2 separate regions of the Homo sapiens genome follow, and region 2 is linked to region 1. A link is an interaction called in ENCODE POLR2A ChIA-PET data of the cell type or tissue named here. Cell type or tissue: OCI-LY7. All regions are shown on one strand. Links, peaks and the distances in the headings refer to the core of each region. The heading gives the core; the rest is flanking DNA. Region 1 overlaps RUFY3 (RUN and FYVE domain containing 3). Region 2 has its middle 25 kb from the start of GRSF1.

Region 1 (12,009 bases), core at 2,555-10,554:
AGCGAAACTCCATCTCAAAAAAAAAAAAAAAAAAAAAAAGAATAAGAAGTTATGTACTACAGTCAATATTATTTGAAAAGTCAAGTTCTTTCTTTCCAAGGTTACATTAAAATTATTGGTTCTACTAATGCATATTAAATTCTATAAGTCAATCAAAGCATTTCCAAAACTTACCTCCTCTGTCAGTTTAGTGTTGGATTTTTCTAATGCATCTACTTTTGCCTGAAGGTTGTTTACAGTAGCACTATAATATAGAGAAGAAAAAAAAGTCACTTTTGAAAAACAGACAATACTCTGTACCTTCCTTTTTAAACCCTTCACACTTATCCTTCATTGTCTAATGTTCATAATTTTTTATTTTATTATTATTATTATTTTTAGACGGAGTCTCGTTGTGTCGCTGAGACTGGAGTGCAGTGGTGCGATTCTCGGCTCCCTGCAACCTCTGCCTCCTGGGTTCAAGTGATTCTCTTGCCTCAGTCTCCCAAGTAGCTGGAGACTACAGACATGCACCACCAAATCCAGCTAATTTTTGTATTTTTTGGTGGAGATGGGGTTGCACCATGTTGCCCAGGCAGGTCTCAAACTGTTGACCTCAAGTGACCCACCTGCCTCGGCCTCCCAGAGTGCTGGGATTACAGGCATGAGCCACTGCGCCAGGCCTTAATGCTCACAAATCTTGACCTCTAGGCTTACAAAAGGCTATTATCTTTGGCATTTGAGTTTTAATTCAGTAAGTATTTATTCAATGAAATAAAAGAGTTCATTCCCTACAGAATAAACTTTGTTTATCTACATATGATAATAACAGTCTATATGAATTAAATACTTACATGCACCAAACCCTCTTCTAAATTACGTTATTTGCGTTATTGCATTTATTCCTTTCAACAACCCTTTATGTTAGGTATTCTCATTTACAGATAAAGAAACTAAGGCATAGAAAGAGTAAATAATAGTGCCATTGTTTATATTTCATTGTTAACTGTAACCATATCTTTGCTTGGCTAACATCTCCATAGTTCATTAAAGTCATTATATTAGTTCTTGGTCCCCAGAGAAAATGTACTTAAATTGTTTTGAATTTGCTAGGTGGAACCAAGACTACTTAAAATTTTACTGACAGTAGTATAATCATATTATAAGTTTTACTTAAATTAAAAATGTCTATTTTTCATAAGAGAACTACAAACAAGATAATTAATGAATATATTAATTATTCTTCAAAATTATTCAGTAGTCTTAACATAACAAGAACATCAAAGTACTTGAGAATACCAATAGCTTTTGGATAGCTCTTCTCAGGAGAGAGGAAACTGTTTTATGTTCTGGAAAATTCTGAAAATACAGTAGTCCTCTCTTATCTATAGTTTTGTTTTCTGTGGTTTCAGTTACCTGCACTCAACTGTGGTTCAAAAATAGGTAAGAATAGTACAATAAGATACTGTTCTCCCTCTGGGACTTCCTTGGGCAAAGCTGGGCATGTATTTTTTTCTTACATGTAAATAAGGATTTTGATAGACTCATGTATAAACGTATTTGTTTAAATCCCACATAAGATGTCCAAATCTGATTTGTGCTCTCTATGACACAAACAATAGAGGGAAGTATGAGTATGTTTAAAAAACACAAATAAATAAGGATTATCCAGTAAGGATTTTTACTTCTCCTAAGATAAAAAAATAAACTGTGAACATATATACAACACTGAATTGTCGTAAGGACAGTGGCCCTTAGAAAATCTTTTGGAAATAATGATTTCTCAATGCACAAAATCTTGAAACTGGTATTTCTAATGCTTTCTTTCTCTAATTTTTGTTTTGTTTTGTTTTGTTTTGAGACGGAGTCTCGCTCGGTTGCCCATGCTGGAGTGCAGTGGCGCGATCTCGGCTTACTGTAAGCTCTGCCTCCCGGGTTCACGCCGTTCTCCTGCCTCAGCCTCCCGAGCAGCTGGGACTACAGGCGCCTGGTACCACGCCCGGCTAATTTTTTTTGTATTTTTAGTAGAGATGGGGTTTCACCGTGTTAGCCAGGATGATCTCCATATCCTGACCTTGTGATCCGCCTGCCTCGGCCTCCCAAAGTGCTGGGATTATAGGCGTGAGCCACTGCTCCCGGCCTCTTTAATTTTTAATTAAACTTTAATGTTTTATTCACTGTGCTCAGATATAGAATAGCCATAGTCATTTAAGGACAATAAGAAATATAAATACAGAAAACTGAAGGGGGAAAAAAACCTGAGAAAACTAGGAAGAAGAAGTTCAATGAAAACAAAATAAAAGGATGTGTTGATTTTGAGGGAGACACTACATTCACATTACTTTTATTATAGTCTATTGTTAAAGTTGTTTTATTTTATTATTGTTGCTAATCTCCTACCTTGCCTAATTTATAAATTAAACTTTATCATAGGTACATATGTATAGGAAAAAACATAGCATATATAGGGTTTGGTACTATCTGTGGTTTCAGATATCCTTTGGGGGTCTTAGAATGTATCCCCTCCACATAAGGGGGAACTACTGTACTTTGTGAATACTTGGTGAATTAACTGTAATAATGGCAAAGAAATTCAATTTATATATTAAATTAATGCTATTAATTCAATGTATAAATGAGAAATGCAGGAAAACAAAGCATGTATCTTTTTTTTCGTTTTTTTTTTTTTGTTTAAGACAGTGTCTCGCTCTGTAACCCAGGGTGGGGTGTAATGGCAAGACCAGGGTTCACTGCAGCCTCAGCTTCCCAGGCTCAAGTGATCCTCCTCCTGTCTCAGCCCCACAAGTAGCTGGGACTACAGGCACATGCCCGGCTAGTTTTGAGTTTTTTAATAGAGACAAGGTCTTGCTATGTTACCCTAGCTCATCTTGAACTCCTGAGCTAAAGCAATCCTCCTGCCTTGGCCTCCCAAAGTGTTGGGACTACAGGCTTTGGCCCAGCACACCTGGACGATATGATTAATTTAAAGGTACTAATGTAATGAGTGGTTTACCCAAGATCAGTTCTGAAATATGCAGCTATCTCTACTAAACTGAAAAAGCTACCAATTTCAACTGTATATGTCACATATTTTAAAATTCTTAACTGAATGTATTTACGTATTTATCTATTTAATCACTAGAGTTATAATTACATACGTAATATTATATACTATGTTATTATATATTATATATAACATTATATACTGCCTTTCACTAAAGGTCACCAAAACTGTTAAATGCCATTTATTTATCTAGTGCCTAACTCAGTGCCTGGCAAACAGGAATTCTACATATATTTGTTGAACACTGTCTGAATTTATCCTCACTGCGCATCATCTTACTCTTCCCTTCTCCTTCAACAATTCCCCAGTAAAGTAATATATTTATTCATTATTTACTTCAAATGTCTGTTCAGTTCTTCTACATAGTTCTTCTGGTCCAGAATTGCAGTAATCTGACCGTCTCTGGGGGAAGGGGAAGAAAATAGAAATAAAATAAATAACATAAGAAATACCAAGATCCCAACCCCACCCCACCCCATCTTTTCATAAAACATGAGAAAAAAATTGTGGCACAGATACACTGAACCATAAGACAGATTTGATGTAAAACCCTCTTGACATAGCAACAAGAAAGAGTCAGGAGTTTAAAAATGACAAAACCCCTCACTAATAAAGCTCTTGTTATAGCTTACAAACCTCAGTATTAATAATTTAGGTCACAGGTATGATGTTGCAATCTATTAGACGCATTTAAAGGATAAAAATTTTCTTGTTAATAGGTTTTTCAGCTTCACTAGTAGTATTTATAGTAACAACTTTCCAATTGTCATAGGACTTGAATTAAGCTCACTCTGATGTAATATAGCTGTTCTCAAGGGCTAAATATTTGTCTGTAAGTGCTATTTAACATTTAAAGTGAATGGTTAAAAAGGGTTTCACGAAGATTGAATGTTTATTTTATATATATATATATATATATATATATTTTTTTTTTTTTTTTTTTTTTTTTTTTTTTGAGGCAGAGTCCTGCTTTGTCACCCAGGCCGGAGTGCAATGGTGTGATTTCGGCTCACTGCAACCTCCACCTCCCGGGTTCAAGCAATTCTCCGGCCTCAGCCTCCCAAGTAGCTGGGATTACAGGCACCCGCCATAATGCCTGGCTATTTTTTTTTTTTTGTATTATTGTAGAGATGGGGTTTCACCATGTTGGCCAGGCTGGTCTCAAACTCCTGACCTCAGGTCATCTGCCTGCCTCGGCCTCCCAAAGTGCTGGGATTACAAGCATGAGCCACCATGCCCGGCCCAAATGTTTATTATTACATGAAAAATTAAACTGTGGATAAAGAAGGTTCACGTCTACAACCAACTAATCTGTAGTAGACAAAAGATAAACAGCCAGATTTTTCAGCTGTAAGATAAAATTAAGGCCCCAAACCTATACAATTACTAAAAGAACAGTGAGATAATCTTAGCTCAATGTCAAAAATTAAAAATCAGACTAATTATGCTTTCAATGGCTAAATTTATAAAAAGAATAGATGTGCTTCTGATCTCTAATTACTAAGTACCATAATGAATATTTTAAAAGTGTTTAACACAATTTTAGATATACAAGAAGAGGTATAAACGCAGCACAGAGTTCCCATGTACCTTCAATCAGTTTCCCCTAATGTCAATATTTTACATAACCTCACAGTGCATATTTCATATTGCCAATTTTAAGCAAACTGAGAATGCGACTCCTCTGGTCAAAATGACCATGTTTTTAAACCCTACTATAAGACATGGAGAATTGGAATCCTTTAGAAAATTTGTATTTTCTTTGCCCCTGAACCACATAGCAGGAAAATCATTAAACAAACAAACAAAAAAATCCTTTTAGGGTTTAGAGGTAGGCGTAATAGTCAGATATTTCTGGCAAGACTTTATTAAAGCTATATGATCAGAAATTCTTTCAGCACGTCTGTTAAAACAGTATTGTTGTAAACTTTAAGTACCACCAAAGGAAAAAAAATGCTACATCAGGAGAAAAGAAATCTAATTTTCTTTGTACGTACCCTTCAGTACCTTTACTGCTGTTCCCGTCCTTGAGATACATTGAAAAATCTATAACTCCAACCTACAGAGAGAATTTTCAGGTTTTAATATAAAATTAGATATTCTTTACAAGGCATAACACAATGTCTCCTTCTAGGCACTCAAAACAGTAATACAGTCATGACACTTACTAGAAATTTACGATTAAAAATGTACTGTTTTACTTTCAGTTTAATCAAGAATTAACAAGAGTTGGAAGTAAAGAATCAAGATTATGTCAATAAGACTAGAAGACTAGATCACAACTAACACAGTCAACAGAATACTTAATATAAATAAGGTCTAAAGTTTCTTTCTCTTTTGCTTATTTCGGGTATTCTGCTACTGAATCCCTGTTCATTTTTAGAAATAACTTTTTAAAAATTAGCACATTTCCCCTGTAGAAGTTTCAGAAAATACAGCTAAAAAAAAGGGGAAGTAATATTAAACACTCATAATCCCAACCACTGAAGATGACCATTGCTAATATTTTGGTGTCTGTTCCTCCAAACTTTCATTGATGTACACGTCTTCATTTTTCAAGATTGCCATTTTATTATTTAGCTTATTTCTTTTTAAAAATCCACACCAAAGGCCGGGCGCAGTGGCTCTTGCCTATAATCCCAGCACTTTGGGAGGCCGAAGCGGGTGGATCACCTGAGGTCAGGAGTTCGAGACCAGACTGAACAACATGGAGAAACCCTGTCTCTACTAAAAATACAAAAATTAGCTGGGTGTGGTGGCACATGCCTGTAATCCCAGCTACTCGGGAGGCTGAGGCAGGAGAATTGCTTGAATCCAGGAGGTGGAGGTTGCGGTAAGCCAGGATCTCACCATTGCACTCCAGCCTGGGCAACAAGAGCAAAACTCCGTCTCAAAAAAAATAAAAATAAAAAAATAAAAAAAAAATCCACACCAAAAAATCTTACTTCCCTTCCTATTTTACCAGAATAAAACATAACAGAAGTTTGTCATAGTATTTCATACAGAAAGGGTGAGAAGTAATTAAAGTGAAAACATTATTTATTGGGCAATTAATGTGTACTAGGCCCTGTTCTAACTGCATTACATCAAGAAATCTGAAACAACAAGAAACTAAGTAATTATAAAATATATTCAGCTAGAAAATGAGGAAGCCAGAATCCAAACCTAGGCAGTTAGCTTCAGAGCCTTTACTCTTAACTACCGTGCTTTAATGGCCTTTAGTACAGTTCGCTCTCATTCTCAGCAAGTCCTAAAATCCAAGGACGCAGAGGGCTGACTGTAAGGGCTTGAGCATTGTGAGTGTTGGTATTCATGGAGGTGCTGGAAATAATCTCCTTTGGACACTGAAGGACAACTGTACAGTTGATTCTTGAACAACACGACTTTGAATTGTGCGAGTCCACCTATATACTATATATATACACAATATAAAATATATATTTATATTATATTATTTTATTTCTGAGACAAAGTCTCACTCTGTCATCCAGGCAGAAAAAAAAAAGGTTTTCCTCCATCTCTGCCACTCCTGAGACAGCAAGACCAACCGCCTCCTCTTCCTCCTCCTCCTCATCAATCTGGTTAGTGTGAAGACCTTTATGATGATCTGGTTCCTTTATGATAATCCATTCATTTAAATGAATAGTAAATATATTTTCTCATCTTTATAATTTTCCTATAATATTTTCTTGTCTCTAGCTTACTTTATTGTAAGAATACAGCATATGAAATATACAATAGGCCAGGCGCCATGGCTCATGCCTGTAATCCCAGCACTTTGGGAGGCCGAGGCAGGAGGATCACTTGAGCTCAGGAGTTCAAGACCAGCTTAGGCAACATAGCGAAACTCTGTCTCCACAAAACAAAAAAATTAGCTGGGTGTGGTAGCATGTTCCTATAGTCCCAGCTACTCTGAAGGCTGAAGTGGAAGGATCAATTAAGCCTGGGAGGCAGAGGTTGCACTGAGCTGAGTTCACTCCACGGCACTCCGGCCTGGATGACAGTGAGACTTTGTCTCAAAAATAAAATAAAATAAATATAAATATAACTATTTATAATATACAAAATATGTGTTAATTGACTGTTTATGTTACTAGTAAGGCCTCTGGTTAATCGTATGCTATTAGTACTTAACGTTTTTAGGGAATGAAAAGTTTTAGGTGAATTTTCTATGTGGGATGTTTCTACCATGTGGAATGCCTTACTCTGTTGTTCAAGAGTCAACTGCATATATTTTAGTATACACACACACGCACACACACACATACCTCATTTTATTGCACTTTGCTTCACAGATATTGCATTTTTTACAAATTGAAGGTTTGTGGCAACCCTGCGTCATGCAAGTATATTAGTGCCATTTTTCCAACAGCATGTGCTCGCTTCATGTCTCGGTTTCACATTTTGGTAACTCTCACAGTACTTTAAACTTTTTCTTTATTATTACATCTGCTATGATAACCTGTAATCAGTGATCTTTGATGTTACTATCAAAATTATTTTGGGGCTCCATGAACTACGCCCATATAAGATGGCAAGCAATCCATAAATGTGTATGTTCTCACTGCTCTACTTACTGGCCGTTCCCCCATCTCTCTCCCTTCTCCTTGGCCTCCCTATTCCCTAAGACACAACAATACTGAAATTAGGCCAATTAATAACCCTGCAATGGCCACTAAGTGTTCAAGTGAAAGGAAGAATTGCACATTTCTTATTTTAAATCAAAAGCCAGAAAAAATTAAGCTCAGTGAAGAAGGCATGTCGAAAGAGAAGACAGGCCAAAAGGTAGGCTTTTTGGGCCAAACAGCCAGGTTGTGAAAGCAAAGGAGAAGTGCTTGAAGGGAATTAAGTGCTACTCATGAACAAATGAATGACAAGAAAGCAAAACAGCCTTATTGCTGACAGGAATAAAGTTTGAGTGGTCTGTATAGAAGATCAAACCAGCCACAACATTCCCTTAAGCCAACACCTAATTCAGAGCAAGGCCCTAATGCTCTTGAATTCTATGGAGATTGAGAGGTAAAAAAGCTGCAGAGGAAAAGCCTGAAGTTAGCAGCCACTGGTTTACGAGGTTTAAGGAAAGTGTCTCCATAACATAAAAGTACAAGTTGAAGCAGCAAGCACTGATGTAAATAATAGAAGCTGTAGCAAGTTATCCAGAAGATCTAATTAAGATAATTGATGAAGGTGGATACACTCAACAACAGATTTTCACTGTAGTCAAAACAGCCTTCTATTAGACAATGCCATCTAGGACTTTCATAGCTATAGATGAGAAGTCAATGCCTGGCTTCAAAGCTGCAAAGGACAGACTGACTCTCTTGTTAGAGGCTAATACAGCTGGTGACTCTAAGTTGAAGCCAGTGCTCATTTACCATTCTGAAAATCCTAGGGCCCTTAAGAATGATGCTAAATCTACTCTGCCTATGCTTTATAAATGGAATAGTGGGCTGGGCATGGTGGTTCATGCCTGTAATCCCAGCACTTTGGGAAGCCAAGGCAGGCAGATCACTTGAGGCCATGAGTTTGAGATCAGCCTGGGCAATATGGCAAAACCCCATCTCTACTATAAATAAAAAAATTAGCTAGGTGTGGTGGTGCATGCCTGTAGTCCAGCTACTCAGGAGGATGAGGCATGAGGATTGCTTGAGCCCAGGAGGCGGAGGTTGCAGTGAGCTGAGATGGTGCCACTGCATTCCAGCCTGGGAGACACATTAAGACTCTGTCTCTAAAAAACAAAAAACAAAAACAAAAACAAAACAAAAATAAAGGGTACAACAAAGACAGCACATCTGTTTACAGCATGGTTTACTAGAGTATTACATAAACTTAGTTGATAAAGCAGCAGCAAGATTTGAGAGGACTGACTCCAATTTTGAAAGAAATTCTACTGTGGGTAAAATGCTGTCAAACAGCGTGGTATGCTACAGAGAAATCTTTTGTAAAGGAAGCCAATTAATGTGGTAAACTTCATTGTTGTCTTATTTTAAGAAATTGCCACAGCCACCTCAACTTTCAGCAACTGCCAAGATCAGTCAGCAGCCATTAACACTGAGGTAAGACCCTCTACCAGCAAAAAGATTACAACTCACTGAAGGCTCAGGTGATTGTTAGCATTTTTTTAGCAATAAAGTATTTTTAAGTTAAGGTATGTACATTATTTTTTACACTTACACTATCACATACTTAATAGACTACAGTATAATGCAAACAAACTTTTTATTTAAAAAATTTTTTTTAGAGTTTTATTTTGAGACAGGGTCTCACTGTCACCCAGGCTGGAATGCACAATTATGGCTAACTATAGCCTCGACTTCCCAAGCTTAAGTGATCCTCCTGCCTCAGCCTCCCAAGTAGCTACACAACCAGCTAATTTTTTATTTTTTGTAGAGACGGGGTCTCACTATGTTGCCCAGGCTGGTCTCAAACTTCTGGGTTCAAGTGATACTCCTGCCCCAAAGTGCAGGGATTACAGGTGTGAACAATCGCACCTGGCCTAGTATAAACAAACTTTTACATGTACTGGGAAACCAAAAAATGCATGTGACTTGCTTTATTATGATATTTGCTTTATTGTTGTGATCTGAAACCAAACCTGCAATATCTCTGGGTATACCTGTGTTTGTGTGTGTATGTATGTGTATGTAAATGTGTATGTGTGTGTGTGTATATGTATGTTTAACAGAGAGTACAGCCAAGACAAGAATCTAAAAAACATTCGTAACGTATAAATGAGCCAAACTGGAAGGAAAAACAATCTTTTTTTTATATTCCCATCAAAATGGAAGGAAATCCTGTTTATGACTCATAGAATATGGCCTAATTTGGTTGGTATAACCTAATCAAATCCACTTCTGAGATAGCAGAACTCAGAGTGACACCCATGGGAATGAGTCTCTTTCCCATACCTGAGAGTCCAAGTCTTCTCCTTTCATACAGAAATTGGCATCAATGACATTCAGACCCACCAACAGACCAGCAATTATGGCTCCTTCTTCTTCCATCATGAGGGCATTGGGTTCGTAGAATTCACTGTAAGAGAAATCCACAGAATTCCTTATTGTAACAAAAATCTCAAAAATCCAGAGACAAGGACAAAAATGGTTGATTCATGGTTGAATCATAGTCATCATGGTTGATTATAGCCATCTACAAAAATAGTAAAAAAAAAACTACAAAAAGAAAGGCTTTAGTAAATATTTTACTTTTAGAATAATAGGTGGATGTTGGCAAGTGGCACTGGAGAAAAAATTTTTTAAAAGAAAAAAATAATAGGCGCATGAATAGATTCTTTAAATAATAGGCTGGCAGAAAGACGTGACTGAACAGTATTGTGGTTGAAGCAGGTATTCAGACTTTTCTGACATATTTGTACTTGTGATGCACCATCAGATAATTTTGCAATCTTTTATGCATCTTAAAACATTTGTTTGGTAGCTCGGCATGGTGGTTCGCACCTGTAATCCCAGCACTTGGGGAGACCAAGGCGGGAGGACTGCTTGAGCCCAGGACTTTGAGACCAGAGTGAGCAACATAGTAAGACCCCATCTCTACTAAAAACAAAAAAAAATCTGAATGGATAAAAATTATTGGCTGGGCACGGTGGCTCACGCTTGTAATCCCAGCACTTTGGGAGGCCGAGGCGGGTGGATCACTTGAGGTCAGGAGTTCAAGACCAGCCTGGCCAACATGGTGAAACCCCATCTCTACTAAAAATACAAAAATTAGCTGGGTGTGGTGGTGCACACCTGTAATCCCAGCTACTCAGGAGGCTGAGGCAGGAGAATCGCTTGAACACAGGAGGCGGAGGTTGCAGTGAGCTGAGATTGTGCCACTGCACTCCAGCCTGGGTGACAGAGCAACACTCTGTCTCAAAAAAAAAAATTCGTGAAGACCCATAGATAATTAAATACTGCTTATAATGCACCTAAATTACTAATACACACACAAAAAAACCAGTGATGTAATTCATATGATCTAACTATTGCATTCCTTGGTATTTACCCAACTGAGTTAAAAACTTACGTCCACACAAAAACCTGCATACATGTGTTTATAGCAGTTTTACTCTTAATTGCCAAAATTTGGGAGCAACCAAGATGTCCTTCAGTAAATGAATGGACAATGGCATATGACTTAGCACTAAAAAAAGGGAGCTATCGCCAGGCGCAGTGGCTCACGCCTGCAATCCCAGCACTTTGGGAGGTCAAGGCGGGTGGATCACCTGAGGTCGGAAGTTCGAGACCAGCCTGACCAACATGTAGAAACCCTGTCTCTACTAAAAAAAAAAAAAAAAAAAAAAAAAAAAAATACAAAATTAGCCGGGCATGGTGGCACACGCCTGTAATCCCAGCTACTCAGGAGGCTGAGGCAGGACAATCACTTGAACCTGGGAGGCGGAGATTGCGGTGAGCTGAGATCGTGCCACTGCACTCCAGCCTGGGCAACAAGAGTGAAACTCTGTCTCAAAGAACAAAAAAAAAGGGAGCTATCAAGCCACAGAGGAAACTTAAATGCATATTACTAAGTGAAAGGTGCCAGTCTGAAAAGGCCATATACTCTATGATTCCCACTACATGACATTCTGGAAAAGGAAAAACCACAGAGACAGTAAACCCCTGGTAACAACAGTACAATCACAGTACGATCAGTGGTTATTAGGGGTTGGAGGACAGAGAGATGAATAGGTGGAGCACAGAGGATTTTTTAGGGCCATGAAACTATTTTGTATGGTACTATAATGACATATGGATACATATCATTATACATCTGTCAAAATCCATAAAACATACAATACCAAGAGTAAACCTTAATGTGAACTATGAACTTTGGGAGATAATGATGTGTCAATGTAGGTTCATCAATTGTAACAAATGTACCACTCCTGTGGGATGTTGATAATGAGGGAGGTTGTACAGGGGGGAAGGGTATGTATGAAAAATATCTGTACCTTCTACTCAATATTG
Region 2 (13,139 bases), core at 2,238-10,237, 93 kb before region 1:
TTTTGAGACAGAGTCTCACTTCGTCACCCGGGCTGGAGTGCAATGGCACGATCTCAGCTGACTGCAACCTCCACCTCCCGGGTTCAAGTGATTCTCCTGCCTCAGCCTCCTGAGTAGCTGGGATTACAGGTGCATATCACCACGCCCAGCTAATTTTAATATTTTTAGTAGAGACGGGGTTTCATCATGTTGGTCAGGCTGGTCTCGAACTCCTGACCTCATGATCCACCCGCCTTGGCCTCCCAAAGTGCTGAGTGCAGTGAGCCACCACGCCCGGCCTAATTTTTGTATTTTTTTGTAGAGATGGGGGTCTCACTGTGTTGCCCAGGCTGATCTCAAACTCCTGGCCTCAAGTGATCTTCCTGCCTAGGACTCCCAAAGTGCTGGGATTACAGGCATGAGCAACCATGTCCATCCTCAATTTTTAAAATTCTAGGCATTATTCTAAGTCCTTTGCAGGTAGTAATTCATTTTATCTTCATAACAACGCTATGATGTTGAGATAGGTATTGTTACTTTTCCTTTTTTATGAATGCAGAACTTGGAGCAAAGATTTTTCTCTGTAATAGGAATGCTCTTCTCCCAGATATCTGCAAGGCTATTTCCTCATTTCCTTGAAAGTTTTGTTCAATACTACCTTCTTATTGATGCCTACCCTACTGTTACAAATTGAAATTCACCCCTTTTCCCAGTTCTTATCTGCCTTTCCTCGCTCTATTATTTTTTTCACTATAGCACTTATCACCTTCTGTAGTGGCTTTGTAATGTGCCTACTTGGCTAGGCTGAACTACATTTCCCAGAATTATCTTCCCTGTACATTCTCAAAGTGGGCCACAGAGACATTTTGCATGAGATGTGGAAAGCAGAAAGGGAGCAGCAACATATTGTCTTCACTCTCAGAAGGTCAGTGCAGGCTGGGCACAGTGGCTCACATCTGTAATCCCAGCACTTTGGGAGGCCGAGGAGGACAGATCACTTGAGGTCAGGAGTTCGAGACCAATCTGACCAACACGGTGAAACCCTGTCTCTACTAAAATACAAAAATTAGCCAGGCATGGTGGTGGACGCCTAGTAATCACAGCTATTCAGGAGGCAGAGGCCCTAGAATAGCTTGAACTTGGAAAGCAGAGGTTGCAGTGAGCCAAGATGGCGCCACTGCACTCCAGCCTCGGCGACAGAGTGACACTGACTCAAAAAAAAAAAAAAAAAAAGAGATCAGTGCAGAGGCACCAAGTGTCGTTGCACATTACACATGTGTTATTTATCTGCTGGCTTATCTCCTTGATGTGGGACAGAAGCTGCTGTAGCTCCCCACTGCCCACTTCAGCTTCTCTGCCTCCTGGGCCAGGTTCATGTTTAGCCTCATAACGAGGGGTGCCAGCTTCTGCAGGATACCCACATCATCACAGTCGGAGGTTGTGAGACTGAACAACAGGTGGATTCCAGCTTGTGTTTGTGAATTCCAATTTTTTGTTGCTAGAGCAAATCACAACTAAGCCCCCTATTTAGAATGATTCTCTAGGGGACAGATTTATTACGTTGGACCACCCCCATCACGGAAGGGGCAGCACTTTGTTCTCACTGGAACAGATACTCTTTATAGGGATTTTCTCTCCCTGCACGTAGAGGTTATGCCAAAACCACCATCCACAAATTTACGGAGTGACTTATCCACAATCATGGTATTCCATATAGCATCACTTCTGATGCAGGAAGTCTTTTTGTTTGTTTGTTTTGTTTTTTGTTTTGAGACACAGTCTTACTCTGTCACCTAGGCTGCAATGCAGTGGCGGCATCTTGGCTCACTGCAACCTCCACCTCCCAGGTTCAAGTGATTCTCCTGCCTCAGCCTCCCGAGTAGCTGGGATTACAGGCACACATCACCATGCCTGGCTAATTTTTTGTATTTTTAGTAGAGACAGGGTTTCACCATGTTGGCCAGGCTAGTCTCGAACTCCTGACCTCAAGTGATCTGCCCACCTTGGCCTCCCAAAGTGCTGGGATTACAGGTGTGAGCCACCGTACCCAGCCTAGGAAGTTTTTGCATAGAAATGAAATACAGCAATGGAACTATGCTTATATTAATAAAATTCACCAGTCTTACCCTGTCACCCTCATCCTAAAGCCACTGGCCTGATGGAAAGGTGGAATGGCTTTTTGAAGACTCATTTATGGCACCAGCTAAGTGTCATATGGCATACATTGTGAGGCCTAGACAATGTCCTCCAGGATGTAGTATATGCTCTAAATCAGAAAATAACATAGGTCAGATGCAGTGGTTCATGCCTGTAATCCCAACACTTTGAGAGGCCAAGGTGGGAGGATCACTTGTGGCTAGGAGTTTGAGACCAGCCTAGGCAACATAGCAAAACCCTGTTTCTAAAAAAAAAAAAAAAAAATTAATAATAAATAAATAAATAAATAAATAAAAGGAAAAGAAAATAACATAGATGGTGCTCTTTCTTCTACAGCCAGGATTCATGGGTCTGGGAATTAAGGTGGTGGTGAGTTTGGACATGGCTCCTTTCATTATTATTCTTAATGATCTACTAGGAAACTTTTTTTGCCTCCTATCCCTGAGAATTTGAGATCTGCTAGCTTGGAGGACTTAGTTCCCAAAGTAGGATGCTTCCACTAGAGGACATAGCAATTGTTCCACTAAACTGAAAGTTGAGACTGCCACATGGTCACTTTGGGCTCATCATGCCAATGAATCAACAGACAAAATAGAAGGTAACTGTTCTGACTACCTAGAGTGATTGGTTCTGATCACCAGGGGAAAACTGGGTTGCTTCTACACAATGGGGATAAGGAAAAGTATGTCTGGAATGTGGGTGATCCCTGGAGTGCTGTTAATATCCCATGTCCTGTGATTAAAGTCAAGGGAGAAACCCTAACAACCCAATTCAGAGGGGACTGCTAATGATCCAGACCCTTCAGAAATGAAGATTTGGGATACCCCACCAGTCAAGGAACCATGACCAGATGAGGTGCTTGCTAAGGGCAAAGGGTCTATGGTATGGATAGTAATTATAAATATCTGCTATGACTAGGTGACCATAAGTAAAAATGAGGACCATAATAGTTATCAGTATTGTTTGTTTGTTTTGTTTTGAGACAGGGTCTTTCTCTGTTGCCCAGGCTGGAGTGCAGTGTTGTAATCTCAGCTCACTGGAACTTCTGCCTCCCAGTCTCAAGTTATCCTCCCACCTCAGCCTCCCAAGCAGCTGCGCCACCACATTCGGCTAGTTTTTTATATTTTTGGTAGAGACAGTGTTTCCCCATGTTGCCCAGGCTGGTCTCAAACTCCTGACCTCAAGCAGTCCACCTACCTCAGCCTCCCAAAATGCTGGGATTACAGGCGTGAGCCACTGTGCCTGGACTAGTTGTCAGATGAACTGAGAAACTGCTCTAGCTACATTAGTAATTACACAAACCTCTGAATGCTTTATAGAGTTTACCTATTACTGAAATTATTCTGGAATTTCCATTTCCAAACAAAATAAAAAAAAATTTATTTTATTGTGATGATTTCCAAACAAAAACAAAAATAATTTTTAAAGTTTACTTTTTTATTAGTTCAAGCACATTACATAATATTAAAATGAACCAACTAAATGTTGCCCACTAGAGATTTTGATTTAATATTTCACACATTCAAAATTAGCCCATCGGTCAGGAACAGTGGCTCATGCCTGTAATCTCAGCATTTTGGGAGGCCTAGGCAGGTGGATCGCTTAAGTCCGGGAATTTGAAACCAGCCTGGGCTACTTGGTGAAATCCCATCTCTATGAAAAGAAAAAAGCCAGGAGTGGTGTTGCGTGCCAGTAGTCCCAGCTATGTGGGAGGCTGAGGCAGGAGAATCTCTTGAACCCGGAATGTAGAGGTTGCAGTGAGTCGAGATCATGCCGTTGCCCTCCAGCCTGGGCAACAAGAGTGAAACTCTGTCTCACACACACACACACACACACACACACACACACACACACACACACACCAAAAAAAAAAAAAAAAAAAGCCAGGCACGGTGGCTCATGCCTGTAATCCCAGCACACTTTGGGAGACTGAGGGGGGCAGAGATCACAAGGTCAGGAGTTTAAGACCAGCCTGACCAACATGGAGAAACCCCGTCTCTACTAAAAATACAGAAATTAGCCGAGTGCGTTGGCATGCACCTGTAATCTCAGCTACACAGGAGGCTGAGGCAGGAGAATTGCTTGAACTCGGGAGGCGAAGGTTGCAATGAGCGGCGATTGCGCCACTGCACTCCAGCCTGGGCAACAGAGCGAGACTCCGTCTCAAAAAACACAAAACAAAACAAACAAGCAAACAAAAAACTAGCACATCCAGGCACAGCTGAGGCAGTGATTGTTTCCTGTTAGTATTGATAGCTCTTTGTAAATATCCTCAACACAATACTTATCACCTTATAGTCATTTGTTCACTGATATAGTTCCCAGGCTAGACTACAGTCTATAAAGGCATTTTGTTGTTGTTTTTGAGACAGAGTCTGGCTCTGCTGCCCAAGCTGGAGTGCAATGGCACGATCTGGGCACACTGCAACCTTCATCTCCCAGGTTCAAACAATTCTCCCACCTTAGCCTCCCAAGTAGCTGGGATTACAGGCACACACCACCATGCCAGATTAACTTTTGTAGTTTTTTTTTTTTTTAATAGAGGTGGGGTTTCACCATATTGCCAGGCTGGTCTCAAACTCCTGACGTCAAGTGATCTGCCTGCCTCAGCCTCCCAAAGTGCTAGGATTGCAGGTGTGAGCCACTGCACCCAGCCCATAAAGACATTTTTTTCTTTTTATATCAAGAGTTCAGCTAATGTCCAGGTCCTAGAAATACATTATCTGTGGAAAAAATAAGTTTTCATTATGTGTGGTTGTATAAATGAATGAACAGTGCATGTGTATAAATGAGTAATTCTAAAGTTACTAAAAACTGAGGACTGTAAGTAAACAGTCTTAGAGTCATTTAAGAAAGGTGTAGCGGCTGGGCGCGGTGGCTCACGCCTGTAATCCCAGCACTTTGGGAGGCTGAGGTGGGTGGATCATCTGAGGTCAGGAGCTCGAGACCAGCCTGGCCAACATGGAGAAACCCCATCTCTACTAAAGATACAAAAAAAATTAGCCAGGCATGGTGGCACATGCCTGTAATCCCAGATACTCGGGAGGCTGAGGCAGGAGAATTGCTTGAACCCAGGAGGCGGAGGTTGCGGCGAGCCAAGATTGCGCCACTGCACTCCAGACTGGGCAACAAGAGCGAAACTCCGCCTCAAAAAAAAAAAAAAGAAAAAAAAGAAAGGTGTAATGGCCAGGCACGGTGGCTCACGCCTGTAATCCCAGCACTTTGGGAGGCCGAGACTGGCGGATCACCTGAGGTCAGGAGTTCGAGACCAGCCTAGCCAACATGGTGAAACTCTGTCTCCACTAAAAATACAAAAAAAATTAGCCGAGCGTGGTAGTGGGTGCCTGTAATCCCAGCTACTCGGGAGGCTGAGGCAGGAGAATCGCTTGAACCAGGGAGGTGGAGGTTGTAGTGAGCCGAGATTATGCCATGGCGCTCCAGCCTGGGTGATGGAGTGAGAATCCACCTAAAAAAAAAAAAAGAAAGAAAAAAGAAAAAAAAGAAAGGTATAGAAAGGTATAATGAAAAGAATTTTGGAATTAAATTAAAGAGATGGGGATTTGAAAGCTGGGTTTGCAACTTATTATTTTTTTTTCTGAGACAGAGTTTTACTCTGTCACCCAGGCTGGAGTGCAGTGGTATGATCTCAGCTCACTGCAACCTCCACCTCCCAAGTTCAAGCAATCCTCTTGCCTCAGCCTCCCAAAATAGCTGGTCTTGAACTCCTGACCATAGGTGATCTGACCGCCTCGGCCTTGCAACTTATTATTAAGCATTAAGCACCTCACTTAAGAGTCTCAGAGGCTGGGCGTGGTGGCTCACACCTGTAATCCCAGCACTTTGGGAGGCTGAGGTGGGCGGATCACCTGAGGTCAGGAGTTCGAGACCAGCCTGGCCAACATGGTGAAACCCCGTCTCTACTAAAAATAGAAAAATTAGCCAGGCATGGTGGTGTGTGCCTGTAATACCAGCTACTCGGGAGGCTGAGGCAGGGAGAATTGCTGGAACCTGGGAGTTGGAGGTTGCAGTGAGCCGAGATTGCGCCACTGCACTCCAGCCTGGGCAACAGAGTGAGAATCCGTCTCAAAAAAAAAAAAAAAAACTCTCAGATCTCAAGTTCCTCTTTTGCAAAACGAGATAATACCTTGCAGTGTATATACATATATATATATATATATATAGTTTGTATATACTGTGTGTGTATATATACACACTGCAAGATATCTCATTTTGCAATATATATACATATATATATATTTTTTTTTTTTTTTGAGACAGGGTCTTACTTTGTTGCCCAAGCTGGAGTGCAGTGGCACAATGATGGCTCACTGCAGCCTTGATCTCCTGGGTTCGCATAATCCTCCCACCTCAGCTCCCTGAGTAGCTGGGAATACAGGCACAAGCCACCATGCCTGACTAATATTTAATTTTTTGTAGAGACAGGGGAGCAGGGGGTCTCGCTTGTTGCCAAAGCTGGCCTTGAACTCAAGCAATCCACCTGCCTTGGCCTCCCAAAGTGCTGGGATTGCAGGAATGAGCCACAACGCCCTACTTTATCTTGCAGTATTGTTATGAGGATTAGAGATCATTTACACAATCAACACAGTGCTGAGCTCAGAATAGGTGCTCTATTACTATTTACTACATGTATCCAGGAATAATTCAACTAAACAAGTCCTTATATATGAATTATGACAATTTCTCTATTCATTGAGTTTATTATAATTTATTTAGAAAACAGAAAGCAATGTATGACACTCTGGTTCATAGCTGGATTTTTTAAAAACTTAGGCTGTTCTTATAAACCTAGGGCAAGTCCCTCAAACTTTGAGTCTTGAGAAGTCCTCAACTATAAAATTATTAGCTCAATACCTGTCCTGTCTATATCACAGGATGGTTAGAAGAATCAAATATGCAAATGAATTTTGTAAATTGTAAAGTGCTAAACAAATCCTAATTGTTTTTATATCTTCAATCTGAGTGCTTCAACTATAATTATAAGAATATATATGTATTTTTTTGAGACGGAGTCTTGCTCTGTCACCCAGGCTGGAGTGCAGTGGCGTGACCTCAGCTCACTGCAACCTCCTGCTCCTGGGTTTAAGCAATTCCCCTGCCTCAGCCTCCAGAGTAGCTGGGACAATAGACGGCCAGCTAATTTTTTGTATTTTTAGTAGAGACGGGGTTTCACCATGTTAGCCAGGATGGTCTCGATCTCCTGACCTCATGATCTGCCTGCCCCAGCCTCCCCAAGTGCTGGGATGACAGATGTGAGCCACTGCGCCCGGCCAAGAATATTTTTTTAAATCACTGCATTATACCTTAATGCACTTTTGCTCCCTTGTCTATTTTCTATAGTTTAAAGTGAACTAAAACTTGCCACTTAATTCACAAAGCTATCACGAGGCCTGATGACCTAATGTTTATATAAATTTAAACATTTAGGGCACTGGGCATTTGCGTCAGAGTGACTTACCATCAGTCACTGTGGAACTTTGAAAGATCAATTAACCAATTATAATAGTAGGTAAAATAATTTTGTGTAAATAGTTACCATCTAACAAGGCTCCTTAATTTCTTTTATAAACTTTGAGAGGTCTGCTCTGAGTGGTATGCCAGGAGTAAAGTCTTATCCTAAGAGACATAGACATTCCAATTGCCAAGAAGTTTTTTTGTTTGTTTTGAGACAGAGTCTCACTCTGTCGCCCAGGCTGGAGTGCAGTGGCGCGATCTCGGCTCACTGCAACCTCCGCCGCCTGGGTTCAAGCGATTCTCCTGCCTCAGGCTACTGAGTGGCTGGGATTACAGGCATGCGCCATCATGCCCGGCTAAACTTTTTGTATTTTTAGTAGAGATGGGGTTTCACCATTGCCGACAAGTTTTAAAGGCAAACTGTTATGTGTTGTTCTGTACTCATTATCATAGTTCTGTTCATTGAAAACTCACTGTTGTTTAAGTAGACTTAAAAACTTTCACAACGTCAGTGACACATTTCAACAGGTACCTAATGTGTCACTGGCTTTTCCCATAACCTTTCCCTTAGAGACTTTAGGGCAAGAGCCGTTCATATGAACAAACTGTGATGGGCCTAGGCAGGATGGGAACATTGACTCTGTGTTTACGTGAGGTGGGGAAGTCATGTGGGGTTTTTTTGTTGTTGATGTTTGTTTCTTTTTATGTGGCTTCATAGTTAACAGTTTCTGAACTTAGCTGCACATCGAAATCACCCAGGAATCCACCCCAGACCTCTTGTGACAAATAATACAAGGAGGAATCCTAAAAACAGTATTTTGAACAAATTCCAGGTCCTTCTCATGTAATCAACCAAGGCTCTCTGTCTGTGGACTGCTGGGAATCTCTGGTTCACCCTGCCTTAGTGTTGCCTCCCTCTTCTCTATTTTTAGTGCTTTCTCCTTTGCTAGTGGTTCTGTATTTCCCACGGTCCCCAATGTCAGGACAAAATCTATCTGATATGTTGTTAACACCCTAGTGTGGCTTCATTTAATGTGCTATTTCTTCAGAAATGCTAATGGTGGGATTTGAGACTCTATGACAGCTTGGGGTGGGGGTGGTTGAGGGAGGAAAGGCTTTGCTTCCTGGTCCCACAAATGACATTACTTAGGGAATAGCTTCTTTTTACCTATCCATAAAGTCGGTCCTACATATGCATCATTATACAGAAATGCATTTCAGGAAGACAGCACGAAGGAAGTCAATGGAAAATCTGGATGGCATCTGGAATCTTAACTTGCAAGTCCCTATTAAACAAAATTTCCTAGTTTTCTTTTTTTCTTCTTCCTTTTTAAATTAGAGCATACGTGAGAAAGTTTTTTTTCAAGAATAGAGGATTTCTCTCACTGGAATTATTCAACACAGTCTGGATCCTAATTTAGCAGGGACATTTTAAAGAAGATTAAACATTGGATTTGAATTTTTAAATAATCCTTAATATTTTTTCTGTCCCAAAGACTTTATGGTCCTCTGACATAGCAAAAGTTATTTTTTTGATTAGGCATTTCTCCAGTTGATGACAAGTAGGAATAAAGCCTTTACTTTTGACACATGTCTGCTAGCTGCTTTAGTTTGACCTGTACCTGGGAGTTCCTGCCCAAGGCTACCATAAGACTTAGAAAAGACCCTTTTCAGGAGAGTAGGATTTCCATAGGAGTCCAAACAGCTCTTGAAATTGCTCTCTTGGCCCAGGCTCTGCTCTTTTGTCCTGTGAATTATTGCATTAGTTCCCTAATCAACTCTGGTCTCTTGTCTTCCTACAATCCCTCCTTCAAATTATTGCCAGAGTTAAATTTATTTGTTTATTTATTTTTCTTGAGATAGGTCTCACTCTGTCACTCAAGCTGGAGTGCAGTGGTGTGATCATAGCTCACTGTACCCCTGACCTCCTGGGCTCAATCAATCCTCCCACCTCAGCCTCCTTAGTAGCTGGAACTACAGGCATGTGCCACCACACCTGGCTAATTATTTCATTTTTTGTAGAGATTGGTCTTGCTATGTTGCCCAGACTGGTCTCAAATTCCTGGGCTCAAACGATCCTCCTGCCTCGGCCTGGCAAAGTGCTGGGATTGTAGGCAAGAGCCACCATGTTCAGCACAGAGTTGAATTTCTAAATTTAAATGTGTTTATGTTACCTTCCTATTTCAGTGGGCACCCTATCTTCTTCCAGATGCAGTTCAAGTTCCTTAAGATGCATTCACCCAGTGCACCCAAACCTTTTTAATGCTCTCATTTCCATCAGACTTTCCAAAATTCTCATTATGTTAGTATTCCTGCTATAAACCATCTGCAATTCCTTGAATTCTCCAAGTCTTCATGCCTCTGGGGTTTTGCAAAAACTGTTCCCTCTGCCTGGGACAGGAGTCCCTCCTTCATTTTGTTTCTTTATTGATTTCTTCAAGAACCAATTTTCAAGAACCAATCATTACGATATGGAGCCTGGTTTCAAATGTAGTGGGGAACCAATACTGTACTTATTAAATGTGGTACATAAGAAATAAGCACCTCCAAGATCTTTTCACAGTGATAATTCTCATTCCTCTGATATCCTTCAGATCAGTAGGGTATATTCTGCTCTAGACCCTAGGATATGCTTCAAGAGGCCTCTCAGAGCTTAACTTGCAGCTTAGTGTTTTCTTTTTCCACATAATTTTTTTTCTTTTTTTTTTTTTGAGACAGAGTTTCACTCTTGTCATCCAGGCTGTAATGCAATGGCTCAATCTTGGTTCACTGCAACTTCCATCTCCTGGGTTCAAGCGATTCTCATGCCTCAGCCTCCCAAGTAGCTGGGATTACAGGCACGTGCCACCACACCCAGCTAATTTTTGTATTTTTTGGTAGAGATGAAGTTTCACCACGTTGGCCAGGCTGGTCTCAAACTCCTGACCTCAGGTGATCTGCCCACCTCGGCCTTCCAAAGCACTAGGATTACAGGCGTGAGCCACCATGCCTGGCCTTTTCACAGAATTTTTTTCCAAAGAAAATTTATTTTCCCGGGAGTCAGCTGCCTTAAATCCTTTCAGAACCAAGACAGTTTAAAACAAATAAATATTCAGGTAGAATTGGAGTGGGAAAACATACAAATACAAATACCATTTCCTTTAAACAATATCTAAGAAAATAATAGTCACCACTTATTAGATTCCTCTATTTGGTAGATCTATGTGCTATATTTACCTATATTGCCTTTACTGCCTTATCACTTTCTGCATTTACAAAATCACCTTCCTATGTGCTCTACCAAATAGAGCTACTTGGTTCTTCCTATGTGTCAGGTAGCTCACTAGCTCCACCAAATACAAGCTGGTGAGATACCTAGCACATAGGAAGAAACTAATATCATCTCCATTTTTATAAGTTAGGAAAACAAAGCTCAGAGAGATAAATAGCTTGACCAATATCACCATATAGCTAGACAGTGACATAGCTAGGATTTTATCAAAGTGTCTGACTCTGAAGTCTTATGTTTTCCTAAGTCATGGTGTTAAAGAAGGGGAGAAATTATTCCAAATACCATAGCCAATTTACCTTTCCCTTCATGCCTTGTTTCTTTTCTTTTTTTTTTTTTGAGATGGAGTCTTGCTCTGTCACCCAGGCTGGAGTGCAGTGGCACAATCTCAGCTCACTGCAACCTCCGCCTCCTGGGTTCAAGCGATTCTTCTGCCTCAGCCTTTCGAATAGCTGGGACTACAGGTGCGTGCCACCATGCCCAGCTAATTTTTGTATTTTTAGTAGATACGGGGTTTCACCGTGTTGGCCAGGATGGTCTCCATTTGTTGACCTTGTGATCCGCCCGTCTTGGCCTCCCAAAGTGTTGGGATTACAGGCGTGAGCTACCGCACCCGGCCCCTTCATGCCTTTTTTCCTAATGTCCTTGTTTCCTGTGACACAGTCTCTCTTTGTCTATTGTGCTTCCTTTTCCTTTTGCTCTCAATTTAGGAACACACTGGCTTCCGAATATCCTTTCACAGTAGAAAACTTGTCAAAATCCCGAATACAGCAGAATTACCAAGTTTAAAAGTGATGAAACATGGCACAGATCATATCTGAAGGAATATGCAAGAAACCGGTAACAGTATCTTTGAGGAGAATGGGATAACTAGGGGACTGTTGTTAGAGACAAGCCATATCCTATGTGTATGTGCATGCATGCACATGCATGTACATGTATGCATATATAATTTTGCAGTTTCACTTTTTTCTTTTTATACTATGTTCATGTGTTACCTATTTAAAAGAGGTGATTAGGCCAGGTGCGGGGCTCATGCCTGTAATCCTAACACTTTGGGAGGCTTAGGAGGGCAGATTGCCTGAGCTCAGGAGTTCAAGACCAGCCTAGGCAACAAGGTGAAACTCCGTCTCTACTAAAATACAAAAAAGTAGCTGGGTGTGATGGTGCGGGCCTGTAATCCCAGCTACTAGAGAGGCTGAGGCATGAGAATCGCTTGAACGCGGGAGGCGGAGGTTGCAGTGAGCCAAGATCGCACCACTGCACTCCAGCTTGGGTGACACAGTAAGACTCTCTCTCAAAAAAAGAGAGAGGTGATTATTCAGAATGATGCCTTTTATGAAAGAGTTCAGGGATATTTTGTATCTTGTGTGTGTCAGTGAATACTCTGTACCTTGGGCTCTGGTTACACTCTATCTTTTGCCATCTTAGGAAAAACTAGCTGATGCCACTACTTCTCAGTATCTGGATAGTAAACAACAAAAACAAAAACCTACCACCTTATCTTAGTAAGTATGCCAGAAGATGCCATAGCCTATGCTTCCACTTTCTAAATGTCCTCAGTGTGAACATTTAGTCAGAGTAGTACCGACTTAGCATTCATAGAAAATTCTGTTTTGTGACTGCCTCATCTACCTGGAGTAAATCAATTCCTTATCATAATCATGTTGACATTGTATTCTGAGAACTCTCTCAGGAATGCTGTTCACATTTCCAGTCTTGTTCATTTTTAAACATTTGCCATGGGGAAAAATGTGCTATTAATATGAAATAATCCTTTCATTTTGATTGAAGTTACTATTTCTTGACAGGACATTTTATTTCAATAACTAATCAGCTCACTCTTTCCCAGAGACCTGTTTTAACAAGCAAATTTTAACAAATGAAAAAGTTGCAGTATTTAGAGCTATATTCATCTGTTATGTGTCCATCATAAATAGGTACATTTTATTCTCTCACAGAAGAGTTTTCCAAATACAGTCCATGGGAGAAAGATAAAAATTGGTTGGCATGGACTTGTTAATCATGAATATAGCCCAACTGACGAAGCTAACCTAAGAAAAACATCACTGCAGCGAAAGACAAATTTTGAATTTGTGGCTCTAAGTGGATTCGTTTTCCTGTCAGATAAAATGAGGCAGTGATGGTGGTGAGAAAATGCCCCTCTTTGTCTTTCCTTGGAAATAACTGGTAGCCTCAATTCCTGAACTTCTGTTGTATCTACTCAACCTAATAAACTTTTTCCTTTAATCTTGGATGATGA

Evidence for each region. ChIA-PET counts read pairs that join two places held together with the same protein. Peaks named below come from ENCODE experiments on the same cell type or tissue, not always from the same donor. Only the 100,000 strongest peaks of a DNase experiment are listed, where the experiment ranks them.
Region 2: POLR2A ChIA-PET joins it to region 1 with 10 read pairs; 2 of 35 experiments call an interaction of 5 or more read pairs at or near these places.

The regions. Positions count from the first base shown.
Region 1 is chr4:70,766,604-70,778,612 of GRCh38, reverse strand. It overlaps RUFY3 (RUN and FYVE domain containing 3), which reads right to left. Exons shown (of 18, transcript NM_001037442.4): 5 at 9,952-10,075; 6 at 5,041-5,102; 7 at 3,380-3,445; 8 at 175-244. Among named protein-coding and RNA genes, the nearest start is that of RUFY3, 51 kb to the right of the region's middle. In OCI-LY7, for the core only: no CTCF peak of the experiment used is centred there; no DNase peak of the experiment used is centred there.
Region 2 is chr4:70,858,651-70,871,789 of GRCh38, reverse strand. No RefSeq gene overlaps it. Among named protein-coding and RNA genes, the nearest start is that of GRSF1, 25 kb to the right of the region's middle. In OCI-LY7, for the core only: no CTCF peak of the experiment used is centred there; a DNase peak (open chromatin) is centred at 6,249.